Linked DNA regions of Homo sapiens: region 1 is linked to region 2. The links are chromatin contacts, found by Hi-C or POLR2A ChIA-PET in ENCODE. All regions are on one chromosome and are shown on one strand. Each heading gives the region's core, a stretch centred on a gene start or an enhancer-like site at or near the end of the contact. The rest is flanking DNA. Distances are from core to core; before and after follow the strand shown. Region 1 has its middle 260 kb from the start of MIR8062. Region 2 holds the start of BMP2 (bone morphogenetic protein 2).

Region 1 (7,197 bases), core at 3,849-6,348, 860 kb before region 2:
TTCAATCATTGTATCCACCATATAACCACACTAAATGTGTTAAAGTCACATGATTATAACAACTGATGCAGAAGAAACATTTGAGTACACTTGAAATCTCATTTATGTTAAATACAAAAACTCTCAGTATATTAGGGAAAATGATCTTCTTCAACTTGATAAAGAACATCTATGAAACAAATGACAGTTAACAGGATATTACTGCTGACAGACTGAATGCTTTCCCCATAAGACTGGAACAGGTTACTACTCTTATGTAACACTGTACTGGAAGTTATAGCCCCAGCAAAATAAAATGAAGAAAAGAAATAAGTAACAAAGGAAGGCATTTAGATTGGATTGGACAGGAAGAAGTAAAATTTCCCCTATTTGCAAATCACGTAACTGAGAAAATCCCAAGAGATATATACCAAAAAATTCCAGAACTTTATAAATGAATTCAACAAGGTTACAAGATTCAAGATCAATAAACAAAAACATTAATAACATTTCTATATGTTAATAAAGAACATGAACATGTGGAAACCAAAACAAAAACCACAATACTATGTACAATTACATAAACATAACAAATCATTTGTAGACTCTATATACTGAAAATTATAAAATATTGATGACAGAAATAAAATATGACCTCATAAATGAGAGACATACCATGTTCACATATTTGAGGACTCAACAAAGTAAAGATGTCAATTATCTCCAAATTATTTATAGGCTTAATACAATTCCCCAAAAAATCCTACCAGGGTCTTTTGTTGTTGCTGGCATGTAAAACTTACTTTAAAACTTATATAGAAAGATGCTGGTCAAATCATAGCTAAACTTTCTTGAAAATAAAAACATATTCTGGGAGACACCACTCTATTAAATGTTAAATTCCACTACGTAGGTCGAGTGTGGTGGCTCAAGCCTGTAATCTCAGCATTTTGGGAGGCCAAGGCAGGAAGACCACTTGAGTCCAGGGGTTTGAGACAAGCCTGGGCAACACGGCGATACCCTGTCTCTAAAAAAACACAAAAATTAGCTGGTTGTGGTGGCACATGCCTGTAGTCCTAGCTACTTGAGAAGCTGAGGAGGGAGGATCACTTGAGCCCAGGAGGTCAAAGCTGCAGTGAGCTGAGATAGCGCCACTGCACTCCAGCCTGGATGACAGAGATAGACCATCTCAAAAAATAAATAAATGAATAAATAAATAAATAAATAAAAATCACTATATAGGTATAGTAATCAATACAATATGCTATTGGTAAAGAGATACACACATAGACAAGTAAAAGGAGATTCCAGAAATATAACCACATAAATATGACAGACTGATTTTTGACAGAGGAGGAAAAGAAATTCTTTGGAGAAAAGAGTTTTTTTCAATAAAATGTACTGTAGCAATTGAACACGCATAAGCATTTAAAAAAAAATCTCAATTTAAACCTCACACTTTATACAACAATCAAAAATAAACTAAAAGTGTGTTAAACACTTAAATTTAAAACCAAAAACTATAAATCTTCTGGGAAAAAACCCAGGAGAAAATCTTCAGATTTAGGACTGGGATAGAGTTCTTAGAATTGACATAAAAATAATGACTTATAAAAGGAAAAATTAATAAATTGGATCTCATCAAATTCAAGATTTTTCTTCTGTGAAAGACTGTCTTTGAAAAACTAGAGATGAAGAGAACATATTTGCAAATTACGTATTCAACAAAGGGCTACTATCTGGAATATATAATGAATGCTCAAAATCAGCCTCAAAAACAGAATATCTTGAACTGACATTTCACCAAAAAGAATATACAGATGTCAAATAAGCACATGAAAAGATGTGGAACATCATTAGCCATTAGAGAAATGCATACTGGAACCACAGTGAAGATATCACTACACACCTATTCTAATGAATAAAATGTTTAAAACAGTGATAATGCCAACAGATGGTAAGCATGTAGGGAAACTGAATCACTCTTATTGCCATCAGGAACATAAAATGGTATGGCTACTCTTGCAAAGGTCATGGCGGTTGCTTACAAAACTAAACATGCACTTACCATACAATCCAGCAATTGCATTCTTGGTCACTTATCTCAGAGAAATTAAAACTCATGTTGACACAAAGACCCGTATATAAATATTCATAGTAGTTTTATTTATAACAGCCCAAAATGAAAACAGCACACATATTTTTCAACTAATGAATGGCTGGGAAAATCTATGCAGCATACATAGCAGGGAATACTGCCCAAGAATAAAAATATCAAACTACTGATATACACAATGGTTTGGATGGATGACCAGTGAATTATATTGAATGAAAAAGCTAATCTCAAAATGTTACATACTGTATTATTCCATTGATACAACATTCTTGAAATTACAAAATTATGGAAGTGAAGAACACATTAGTGAGAGCCAGGCTTTAGAGACAGGAGGGTTTGACGAGAGGGAGGTGGATTTGATTCTCAATGGTTAATAAGAGAAATTCTTCTGGTAATGGGATTTTTTTTCTGTCTGTATTGCATCAATGTCAATATCTTGGTTGCGATAGTATATAGTTTTACAAGATGAGGAAAAGTGAGTAGTGTATAGGAGATCTTTCTTTCTTTCTTTCTTTTTCTTTCTTTCTTTCTTTCTTTTTCTTCCTTCCTTTCTTTCTTCCTTCCTCTCTCTCTCTCTTTTTTTTTTTTTTTTTTTTGCATCTTGTTCTGCCACCCAGGCTAGAGTGCAGTGGCGTGATCTTGGCTCACTGCAGCCTCTGCCCCACCAGGTTCAAGCGACCTTCATGCCTCAGCCTCCTGAGTAGCTGGGATTACAGGCATGCATCACCACGCCCAGCTAATTTTTGTATTTTTAGTAGAGACGAGGTTTCGTCATGATGACCAGGCTGGTCTCAAACTCCTGGTCTCAACCGATCCACCTGCCTCGGTCTCCCAAAGTGCTGGGATTAGAGGGTGAGCCACCGTGCCCGGCCAGATCTCTGGATTATTTCCTTTCTTTCTTCCTTTTTTTTTTTTTTTTTTTTTTTTTTTTTGTTCCAGAGACGGAGTTTCGCTGTTGTCGCCCAGGCTGGAGTGCAATGGCGCGATCTCAGCTCACTGCAACCTCCGCCTCTCGGGTTAAAGCAATTCTCCTGCCTCAGTCTCCCCAGTAACTGGGATTACAGGCACCCACCACCACAGCTGGCTAATTCTCTGTATTATTTCTTACAACTACATGTGAATCTAAAATTATCTCCAAGAAAAAAGTTAACTTAAAATAGTGAAATGCATAATTCTCATACAAATATATATTTAACTTGCATCAAATATTTTATACAATTCATTATAATGAAGGAACCAGTAAGATACTAGATGGATTCAAAGAAGAATTTGAAGAACACACACACACACACACGAGTCATACAGGCAGTTATGAATGACTAAGTTTTCTAATGAATATAAAATTGGTTACTCCCTTATAGGTCAATAACATGTAATTTTTGGTGTAATCTTTGTTACAGGACTAAAAATCAGAAATCAATTATATCCCAATGGGGAGAAACTTCATATGTTCAAGAATAATTTGCTTTCTTATTATTTTTCTGCAAGCTGTCTTCCACTCCTATATAATTGTGAAATATTAGGTTGGTGCAAAAGTAATTGCAGTTTGGGGGATTACTTTGCTGGCAAAAACTGCCATTACTTTTCCACCAACCTAATAGCTTGGTCCATAGATAGCTATAGTCAGAGTGTTCCCACAGAGTTTGCTAGTCAACACTCAGCATTGTGTGAAAAGTACACCCTATTACTTCTATTGCTTATTTTCAAATTTGGGGAAAATTTTCTTACACATGTATTGAGCACTTCTGGCATGCTGTCGGAGGAAGAGTCATAATAGTGAAATGACTTAATGGAAGCAAAAAAGATGATATTTCTTACAGATTCATGATTAAGTTTTCCTCAGTAGTTACCTCATTTCTTTGTTGATCTTAGATATCATGAAAGAGGACTATAAGAATTATCAAAAGAAGGACAGTGTACCTTTGCCATTTCCTATAAGAATGAGGAAATGGCAAAGTTTTACTATTGTCTCTTCATCTCACTGTTGTTTTGGTGATATCTTATTATAAAAGTCACAATACCAGTTTAGATGGTCTAGTGGGAGGCTGCAATATATTTTTTCCAAAGTAATAATAAAGAACATTCACTGTTTACTTTTTTAAGTGCTATTCTGAATGTTTCACATTTATTAACCCCCATGTTAGGTGCTACGATTAACCCCATTTTCAAATCAGGAAACCTAGACAGAAAGACACTAAATACTTTCCTAAGGTAATATGGCTTACGGGAGAGAATTTTAATCTAGGAAGTTCGAATCTATATTCTGCACTTACAAATGCTGTGCTACAGCTTCAAGTCCTCAAGAGACTGTGCCTCATTTATCTCTCCTACTCTTAGTAAAGTTTTCTTGAAATAGAAATCCACAAATTTGACCTGTGGTAGTTCCCCTGAAAATACTTTTACTAGGTTCATTCAGCCATAAGTATGTTACACTAGTATTTAGGAATCTTAATATGAAATGACAATTCGAATGAGTTAATACAGGACAGATTAAACAAAAATCCATAATTTGCACCTATATTATTATTTACCGTTTCTTTTAGATGGTGCATAATGTACTATATATACACATAGCAATGTAGCCACTACACTGGAGATTTTTCAGTAACATGCAAATTATGAATATAAAGTGGACTTGTTTGAAATGTGTTTCACAATGTCGAGTGAATAAAATGTAAACCAGAAAAAAAAATTAACTGCAAATTAAAGTCAAATGCTTTTGGCGCTTAATGAGTGTTAATCAGCAATGGTAGTAATTTCCGTACATTATTTCATGTCACAGAGCTTGTGCATGGAATATTGGCTTCTTGCCCTCATTGTCTTTGGAATGTGGAAACTATTAGAAATCATTGCTCGTGCAAGGAAAACCTACCATGATGTTTTAGGAATTTCAGGAGGCTATGAATAATATAGGTTGAGTAAGGAAATGAATAATCATGTGGCTCTTTATAGTTTTTGTTTTTCTGAGTTTGAAGTTACAGGCTTGGCATGTTATCATTCTCATAGCATTTTTTTGTGACTAAAAGCTGTTTACTTAGTAGTCACAGGCAGCTGGGGGATACTTCTAGTTGTTTTTTCTTGCTGAAAGGAAACATAGGAATGCTATAATATAGTGATCTCTTAATGATAGAGAAGTTCACCAAACACTTATCTGATGCACACATCTTTTGAAGTCCAGATTCAAAAAATCTGGAGAACATAGACTATCAATCAGAACTTTTTATTGCAGCTTACTTGGCTGGCAATGTCTTAATACCTGAAGTCACACAACTGAGGTCTACTGGAAATGAATTTCTACCCAACTTTGTCTGGCTGCAGACCTCTGCTTACCAGTGTCTTCCCTCATTACCAAAGTAAAGACTTTGTCATATGTGAAACAGCCCAAAAAGCAGGACTCAGACTTCTTCTCTATGGTAATTCTGAGCTCAGTCTTGGGAGCCTCCTGAGCTGAGACTGGGTTTTGCAATGTGACCTACCTTGACCTAGCAGGAGGCCAGGCCATAGCTGCTTCTGTCATTGCCACATAAACCCGTTCTACCTTCTTAGCCATAGTCCCAGTTACTTCTAGTAAATATCAAATGCAGGAAAACCAAAGCAGCAGAAATACAGGAGTAATTAAGTAAACATACGCCTTTAAAATACATTTTGAAAAATGTTATCTAAGATTTGAGAATTCTGAGTTCTCAACTTGGAGCAAAGCCCAAAGAAAGGAATCAAACCCTTGGCTTTATTATATCTTAATTCTTACTGCCTCAAGGTGACAAAAAGATGAATCGTAATGTAGTAGACTCTGTTAGTGTCTTGTCAAGATTCCATTTACCTTCCAGTGCACCCATCTCCCAGCTCTTCTGCGAGTTCACTGTTCATGGCTCACAGCTGCCTTCTCTTCTCAAAACTTCACCTTGGTCAGTGGGAGCCATGCTACCCAGCAATATCTGAGGAGTTATACTCTCATGGGAGACAATGCCTGATAGCCAAAGGGTGAATGATGAGAGGGCACCAAAAACTCTCCACTTGTAACAAACCCTGCAGGCTATTCACGTTTCAAAGTCCTCCAAGGAATCAGGCTGGGGCTAGACTTCATCTGGAACACCTATCTGGATAGCTGTTGCTTCTTTCCTTTATTCCTCTCTTTCCCTTATAGGTTTCTCCTGATAGAACATCTTTAGTAAATTATTTTCATAGGCTCATGCATGTGCTTGCACACACACACACACACACACAAATATGACAGCCTCTGCTTCTAGGGAACTTGACCAAAACAAATACTCTGGGAGCTATCAAGGAATAACAGTAGGCGGGGGATAAGTCTTCATGTAGAGGGAGAGAGATGAAAAAAGGAAAAGAAGTTGTATTTAACAAACAAAAGAATAAGTGAAGTTACTTCTTGTCCAGCTCACAGAATCCGGAATGCTCTTAATTTTTAAATAGATGTATTTAATTTTCTCCAATGAGAAGTTAAATGCCTTTGATAGCATATTGTCACTGGAAATATATATTTTAAAATTTGTGAGCTACAAAATAATTTATACAATTAGAAGCCTTTCAAAAGTAGGCATCATGGATACGCATGGTAGGAAGGAAGCTTAGCAGTTCCTTACAGGTAGGCCTCAAGACATTTCTAAGAATTGGGTGTCTTCTCTTTTTTATAAATTCTGAGATAAGAACATTTATAACAAATTCAGCAACTTATTTTGATAATGAGTCTCAAAGCCTGAAAATTATTCATTTTAACCTAATACAAGGTGCTTGCCATCCAGTTTAAATTTCCTTTCCCTCTTCTGCCCTGTGTAGACTTAAGGAATTGCTACATTGTATTGTTCCCTTTACTTTTACCAGAAGGGTTCTTCTTCCTTTACTTTTTGGGAAGAAATAAAATGAGGGTTCTTATTTCTCTAATGTAGGGGCAGGGCTCTCTTGAGCATCTCTGTGGTTACAAACTTGTAGATATTCTAGATAAAATATGCTCCTATAATATGTGAGCTTGAATGGCAGAAAATAAATAAGGATCTAGAAACAAAGAGGGAATTAAAGCTAAGATGGCAAAGCACAGGCTGATGAGTGGGTAACCTGGGACAGTTGTGAGTAACGGGGTAGCCAAA
Region 2 (6,680 bases), core at 167-2,666:
GGGAGAGGGGAAGAAAGAGGGGTGGAAGAGTGCGGGCCGGGAGGGTGAGGCTTACGGTCGCCCGGGGCAGCTGGAAGTGGGAGCCCCTGCAGGGCTCCGTTGCACGTGGACTGGAGAGGGGTCTGTTTACTTCTGGCCTGGACGTAAGGAAGGGCTCTACCGCAGTGGCTGCCCAAATCCCCCTCCCACCCACCACCCACCCCGGGCCCTGGCCCGCGTCCTCTACCTTTAGGAGACCGCAGTCCGTCTAAGAAGCACGCGGGGACACGTCCATTGAAAGAGCGTCCACATGGAAAAACTCTGGTCAAAGGACCTGGCGCAAGGACCGAATGTCCGTTCCTTTTCTTTGCCTCCTCCTTCTCCCGGGTGCCGGCCGCGCAGTCTCTCTTTTCACGCTGGGAACAGCGTCTCAGTGTCGGGCAAGGCCGAGGAGTGGAGGGGCGGTGGGGCTCGGAGATGGCGAAGCAGGCTCCGCTGGGGCAAAGGCACCGGCGCAAAGTGGGGTGCGCAAGTTATTCTCCCTGCAAGTTCAAGAAGTCCCCAGCCAAGTGCTGACACACAACAACAGCGAGCAGGGGGAGGAGTGCGGGGCAGGGAAGGGAAGGGAGAAAGGAGAAGCTGGTGCTGTCGTCCTCCTTAGGAACCAGCGCCCGAGGGACGCGTGGCCCCGCGCGGGGCCGGCTCCGGGACTCGGGGGTCGAGGGTCGGGCGCTCCGCGCTAGCTCCGCCGCGGCCCATGGCTCGGGGCAGCCATCCTGGGCGACGCCGGGTCCAGGGAAGGGCACGGCGGCGATCTCGGTGCCAGGCGAGTTGCCCCCCCGCATCACTCTGCCTTACTCCAGTGCACCCCCATTCGCGCTCGCCAGTTGAAAGCACCGCGGCTCTGGCGCCCCGTCGTCCTCGGGCGCATTCTCCGGCGAGTCGAGCCGAGTCCCGGGCCGCCGAGGCGGGTGGCTGTGCTCTCCCCTCGCTCTCCTAGCCCTGGGGCCAAGTGCCCTTTGTGGCTAGCCTGGGGTCCGATCACACCTCGGCCAGCGCGTCCCAGGCCCCCGATCTCCTGCAGTAGGTGCTCCGCATCGCGGCGCTAGGGATCGGCTCCGGAGTCCCCGGCGCTCTGCGCGCCCGTCCGCGGCTCTGGCGCAGCCCGGGCAGCAGAGGCCACGGCGCTGTGGCGCGCTCTGCCGGGTGCTCCAGCCCGCGCGGGGTCTGCGGCGCGCGGGTGCCTCGCGGTCCCCGGTGATCCACTCGGCGCTGGCCCCGAGAACGTTCGGGTAGCCGGCGGAGGCTGTGGCGGCAGATGTGCGGCGGCGGCTGCCAGTCCCCGGCGGGGTGTGGGAAGCGGAGCGACTAGCGCAGCGCGAGCCGGGCGCAGCGCGGCGGGGCGAGGACTCCGGCGGCGGCGACGGCGGCGGCGGCGCCGTGGCGCGGCGCTCGCGGCTTTTAAAGGGGACGCCGCCTGCCGGCTCCCTCCCGGCCGCGGCCGAACACCTCCCCCTTCGCGGCGCGGCTCGCCGGGGATCCCCGAGCGGGCGGGAGCTGCGCGCAGGGGTGTGGACGGCGCGCCCGGGCAGCCGCGGCGGGGTGGGGCGGAGGGCGGGGGCGCGCGGCCGCCAAGGGGGGCGCTCGCGCCTCCACTCCCTGCTCTCAAAGGAGAGATCAGCTGGCGCGCCGGACCCTCGCGGGGACTCTGGAGGCGAAATCCAGGACAAATGCAGGGTCAGGGTCTGGCCTCTTATTTCCCCGCTGGGCCCGTTATTCAACTTTCAGTTTGAAGTTTTTCGGTAATATACGATTTCAAAAAACAAAACAAAACAAAACACCTCAATTACAGCGTATTTTGGCATAGCATAGACGTGGGATCCACGCTTCTGTTTCCCCGGAATAGGAGGAAAATTAAAAGAAAACAGCAGGCTGGAAATTGAGTGTTTTTAAACATTAATACATAGAGATGTATGTATTTACATATGTAAATGCATGTGTACAAATTTTTTTACATAAATGTGTATGCATTTATTTTCATATCCATACGCATGTAAATTTATAGTTACATAAATATATCCAATATACAAAAATATGTGCATATATTTCTATAAATATATTCATGTATGAGAATATATGCAACCGAAGGGCCACATTTCGGTTAATATGTCTATGTATGTGACATGGATGTCATCCTGCTTTACGTGACATGTGTGTAACGTAGACTGCGTGTGTGGCAGACTGAAGGATGGATGGGAGGGATTTGATTTTTTTATTGTACAATCACTTTGTGCCTTGTGATATTTATCTCACCCAGCTCAGAGGCAGGCGATTAGCAGCTCAGAGGAAGGTAAAATAACGCACTGTGTGAACCAAGCATACAGGACAATTCCAGTTTGGGACCTTGGAACCTTCTACGCCACCCTCTTCCACCAGGCCCCCAAGAAGTAGGGCTGTGACACGTGGCCAAGTCACTCCTCAGCTGAATATTCACTGAAGTCACTCCTCAGCCGAAATACTGCTCAGAGCTGCTGCACGATGAGTCTGGGGCCAAGGCTTTCTGCCCTTCCCAGGATTCCAGGAGCCCCCATGCACAGCACCTCGGGCTTGCCCAAATGATCCCCAAAACCAAGGGCAGAAAATTTTTGGAAAAGGCCAAGTTCTGCTTTCCCAGAGCTATCGGGCCTGCGAAACAGAGAGAAAAAAGTCAGAAGCAGGAGCTGGTAATAGAACTATTATCCATGTGTATTATTTTTTCGGTAGGGGAGCTAAAATAATACTAGGTTCCGCTCACGTAAATCGGATTAGCAACCCACAGAGGCGAATTAGGCACTTGCTGTTTCTAAAGGTATAAAGGTCAAATAAGGTATTTTGGAGGAAGCCTGACTACCAGGAAAATAAAAGGGGGTGGGGGAATTATTCAGGAACATGCTACTTTATTTCCTGAAAAAAAAAAAAAAGGTGCTATAGAAGTTGATTGTCACTCAGAGTCATTGCACCGCAAACAAGGAGGCAATAAAACATATCCTACTCATGGACACAGGGCTTCTGAAATTATTTCCTTTCCTATCAAGTTTAATTGAGAAGTTAACAATTGTTTCTCTCATTACTTAGATTTCAAAAACAAAACAAAACAAAACTTCAATGAGATTTAAGTAGCTTTTAAAGAGGAGGAAAAGTTGATAACTATTGGATGCACCCGAAGAAAAAATAAATAAATATCCTGTGATGACCTCAAGGATGTCTTGCAGCTTTAGAACTTCATAACCTGGTAAGTGGAAACCTTGTCAGTTTAGAATCTGAGGGAAAATGGGTACTTCTGAACACTGTTTCATGTTAGTGCTGCCCATTGCAGAATCTCTTTTATGTAGGGTGTATGATTTCTGAGGAACTACTGAATGCTTGTTCCAAGCACAACTTACATAAATTTTGGCCCTATTTTTTTTTTTTTAGAGATGGCTGCCCTCTTGTGGTGGAAATGAGTTCGAACGCTTGAAAGAAAGAAGTCCATAAATAAATAAATAAATAAATAAGTAGTCTCCAGAGACTGATTTGGGATCGAAGTACAGGATGACTGTACCTACCCGTTTTCCAGGGAAGAGCAATAGTCAGAAATGATAAATCTAAATACAGACGAGCTATTTCTTTTTTTTTTCTCTCTCTTCACTAATGGCTACCTTCCACCTGCAACTTAGAATGCTGGGTTATTTAATACTTTGGGAGAGTGTCTGTTTGCCTTGAAAATATCACTTGCAGCTAACCATTGTCAATTCTACCGTTTTCAAAGGTCCATTCAAAGTTTTTCAGTTCAGAGGGTGAGATTCAGTCTTGCTGAGTTTATCAGACTTAGTGCATCTGCCAGCAAATGTGGAAGGGGCAGAGGTGGGAGTGGGGAGTTGTTTAAGATAGGGATAGTAGAAGTTGCAAATTCAAATGCATCAGAGGGTACAGACAAGTTATGTAAAAAAGCAAAGATGACCAGATAATGATTCCACATAAAGGAGGTTGTTGCTATTCCATTTCAGTCATCTCTTGGCAGTTTCTCAGGAGATAGTGGAAATTTGCATTTGATTGTGTGTGGACAAGACTCGGGATGAAATTAACTGCTTACAGTCATACTTTAGCAATTTTAGCACTTCAGCTCACATGATATTCCATTTTATTGCATTCTGTAGCTATTAGCATTCAGTATTGTTCTTGCTAGGCCAAACATTATGCAAATCAACATTAAAATAGTGATCCCCATGTATTGTAAAGTTCACAGCAGGCATTACGTGATCCATCTACCTTGTAATTGTCATTCCATGGAAACCTGTGGCAACTGCCCTGAGAAACCCTCTTTGCTTTTTAGCATACATATCGCTTTGTTACAAGGGTGACACCCATAACCATCCCTACTTACTTTACCTGGATGAAGTTTTTTTTACAGGAACTTGGAGCCAAGGCAAAAGAGAAGCATTTAGTCAATCAAATGTTTTCCTTTTTGGTGTTTGATTAGACATGGTAGAAAGGATGGGAGAGGTGGAGTGATTTATATCAGAAACTAGGCCAAGTTGGCCAAATCAGGATCACTGCTTTCAGCAAGTACCAACTACATCTTCTTAAAAATTAAAAAGAATGAATTTTGTGCATTGATTAGACTGTCACACAGTTTAAGATGTACACCTTAAGTTATGTCTGTAAACTATGTTGATAACACTCTAAGATGTAGTTGGGTGACCTGGGTTCTAATTCCTGGTTCTGTCATGGATGACTGACTTTAAAATGGTCATTTCATCTGTTAATTGGGGTAAATAAATATATGTTTGCTTGCTTCAGACTGACATGATGAAGGTCAAATGGATAACATGTGTGAACTTAGTTTCTGATTGCTACTCACTCTATGTATCTTCAAATGTATTCTTTGGCCTTCTGTCTGCAATATGGCCTGGTTTTAAGAAATAGGACTTTGGATGCCTTTCTTCTCCTCCTCTTTCTCCTCCTTCTCCTTCTCTTCTCCCAGCTTTTATTATATTGCCAAACAGTGGATATTTCATCAGAAAGGCCACCAGTTGGGTCAGTCAATCTAAAGCAGAGGTCCCCAACCATTTTGGCACCAGGGACCAGTTTTGTGGAGGAAAATTTTTCTACAGACCAGGTTGGGGGTGATGGTTTCAGGATGAAACGGTTCCACGTCAGATCGTCAGGCATTAGTTAGGTTCTCATAAGGAGCATGCAACCTAGATCCCTCATACATGCAGTTCACAGTAGGGTTTGAGCTCCTATGAGAATCTAATGCTGCTGCTGATCTGACAGGAGGCAGAGCTCAGGCAGTAATGCTCCCTCACCTGCCCCTGGGGGTTCCTAACAGGCCATGGACAAGTACTATTCATGGCCCGGGGGTTGGGGACCTCTGATCTATGGCAGTAACAAATTCTCATAGCCTCGGCTCCCTCATGAATACTCTATAGAGACTAACAGTTGACTTCTCATGGAGGTTGTGAAGAATAAATGAGAAGATATGTGTGAAGACAACAAAAGGTTGCAAATTTGTATTACTATATACATGCAAATTAAGGCCATCGGTTCTGGTTCTCGAAAGATGTGAGTTTATCTTATGTGATTTTCTTTTGCACTTGGTAGATTTCAAAAATATGGGTTGAATGAGCACATGCTTCTGGAAAATGATTATAGTCTTCAAAATAAGACTCCCCTGAGAAGCCTGTTGGCTTTTTAGCATGAGTAACACTTTGTTACTAGTGCAACACCCAATACCGGTTCTGATTACTTTACCTCCATGAAATTCTTTCATGGGAACCCCGGGAGCCACAGCAAAAGAGCAGCATTTAGTCATTCAAATGTTTACCTATTTTGCATTTGATTAGACATAATAGGAAGGATGAGTGGAGTGGGGTAATTTATATGCAAAGCCTAAGCCAGGCCAAATTGGCCAAGTACGATTGTTTTAAATATCCACTACATATTATTTAATTATCATATACTAATACATTTGCATACCTTGTCAATGATATTAAAATGTTTTGACTTTCTGTTAAATAGACTGTGAAGAGTCAACTATAGTATTTCCTTTTACATACAGTCTACAAATATTTATTGAGCAACTACAAAGCCCACGGCACTATGTTATTGGGCTCCAGTTAATACAAAAGTACATAATCTCTGCACATAATTTACTTAGAATTCAATGGAAGAAATGCAACATGTTTACGGGTAAATACATATAAAATATATGGCATATGAGATAAGAACTTTAAGGGAGTTGAGAAACAATTGCTTCAGGTTTAATGAAGAGCAACTCACTTCTGAAATGTGGAACAAAAACCTTGCTCAGTGAATGTCACTACCCTTATTTTACAGGTGAAGAAACTGTGCTTGGAAAGGTTAAGTCATTTTTCCAAAGCCACATGGCTAGCAAATGGCATAGCTTACACTAGACTCATGTTTTGGGAGTTTGGGGCTTTTTTCCCCACTATGCTTATGGTCTCTCAATTCTATACAGTGGTAACAACTCAAAGCCAAGACATCATGTGAAAAAAATGTAGGATGTTGTTTTGAGGAGTACAAAGAGGTAGTTCAAATTTGGAGGTGGGGTTGGATAGGGATAAGACTATACTAGAAATTAAGACTATTCTTTAGACTGAGCCCCAGTAGGGAAATGATGGCATATTCTAAAGGGGCAGTTGAAAAGAGTTGAACAAAGG

What was found. Hi-C counts contacts between places; a loop is a spot of excess contacts on that map. ChIA-PET counts read pairs that join two places held with the same protein, here RNA polymerase II (POLR2A).
Region 1: a map of endothelial cell of umbilical vein shows a loop between it and region 2 (2.4-fold over the local background). The contact joins the enhancer-like site here to the promoter of BMP2 in region 2. A Hi-C loop is called at or near these places in 1 of 168 maps with a recorded cell type or tissue (endothelial cell of umbilical vein). POLR2A ChIA-PET finds 5 or more read pairs at or near these places in 2 of 52 experiments (A549 and activated naive CD4-positive, alpha-beta T cell).

Annotation. Positions count from the first base shown.
Region 1 is chr20:7,626,277-7,633,473 of GRCh38, reverse strand. No RefSeq gene overlaps it. Among named protein-coding and RNA genes, the nearest start is that of MIR8062, 260 kb to the right of the region's middle. Within about 2 kb of position 5,098, at least 2 of the 41 ENCODE cell types and tissues checked have a DNase peak (open chromatin) inside an H3K27ac peak, as active enhancers do.
Region 2 is chr20:6,762,422-6,769,101 of GRCh38, reverse strand. BMP2 (bone morphogenetic protein 2) reads right to left here and starts at 1,416. Exons shown (of 3, transcript NM_001200.4): 1 at 227-1,416. It overlaps LOC105372517 (a long non-coding RNA gene), which reads left to right and starts at 1,618. Exons shown (of 4, transcript XR_937229.2): 1 at 1,618-1,781; 2 at 2,297-2,702; 3 at 3,094-3,250; 4 at 3,433-3,509. RefSeq lists cis regulatory regions at 737-911, 1,552-1,651, 1,658-2,448, silencers at 1,283-1,332, 1,423-1,472 and promoters at 362-1,521, 911-1,552, 362-5,240.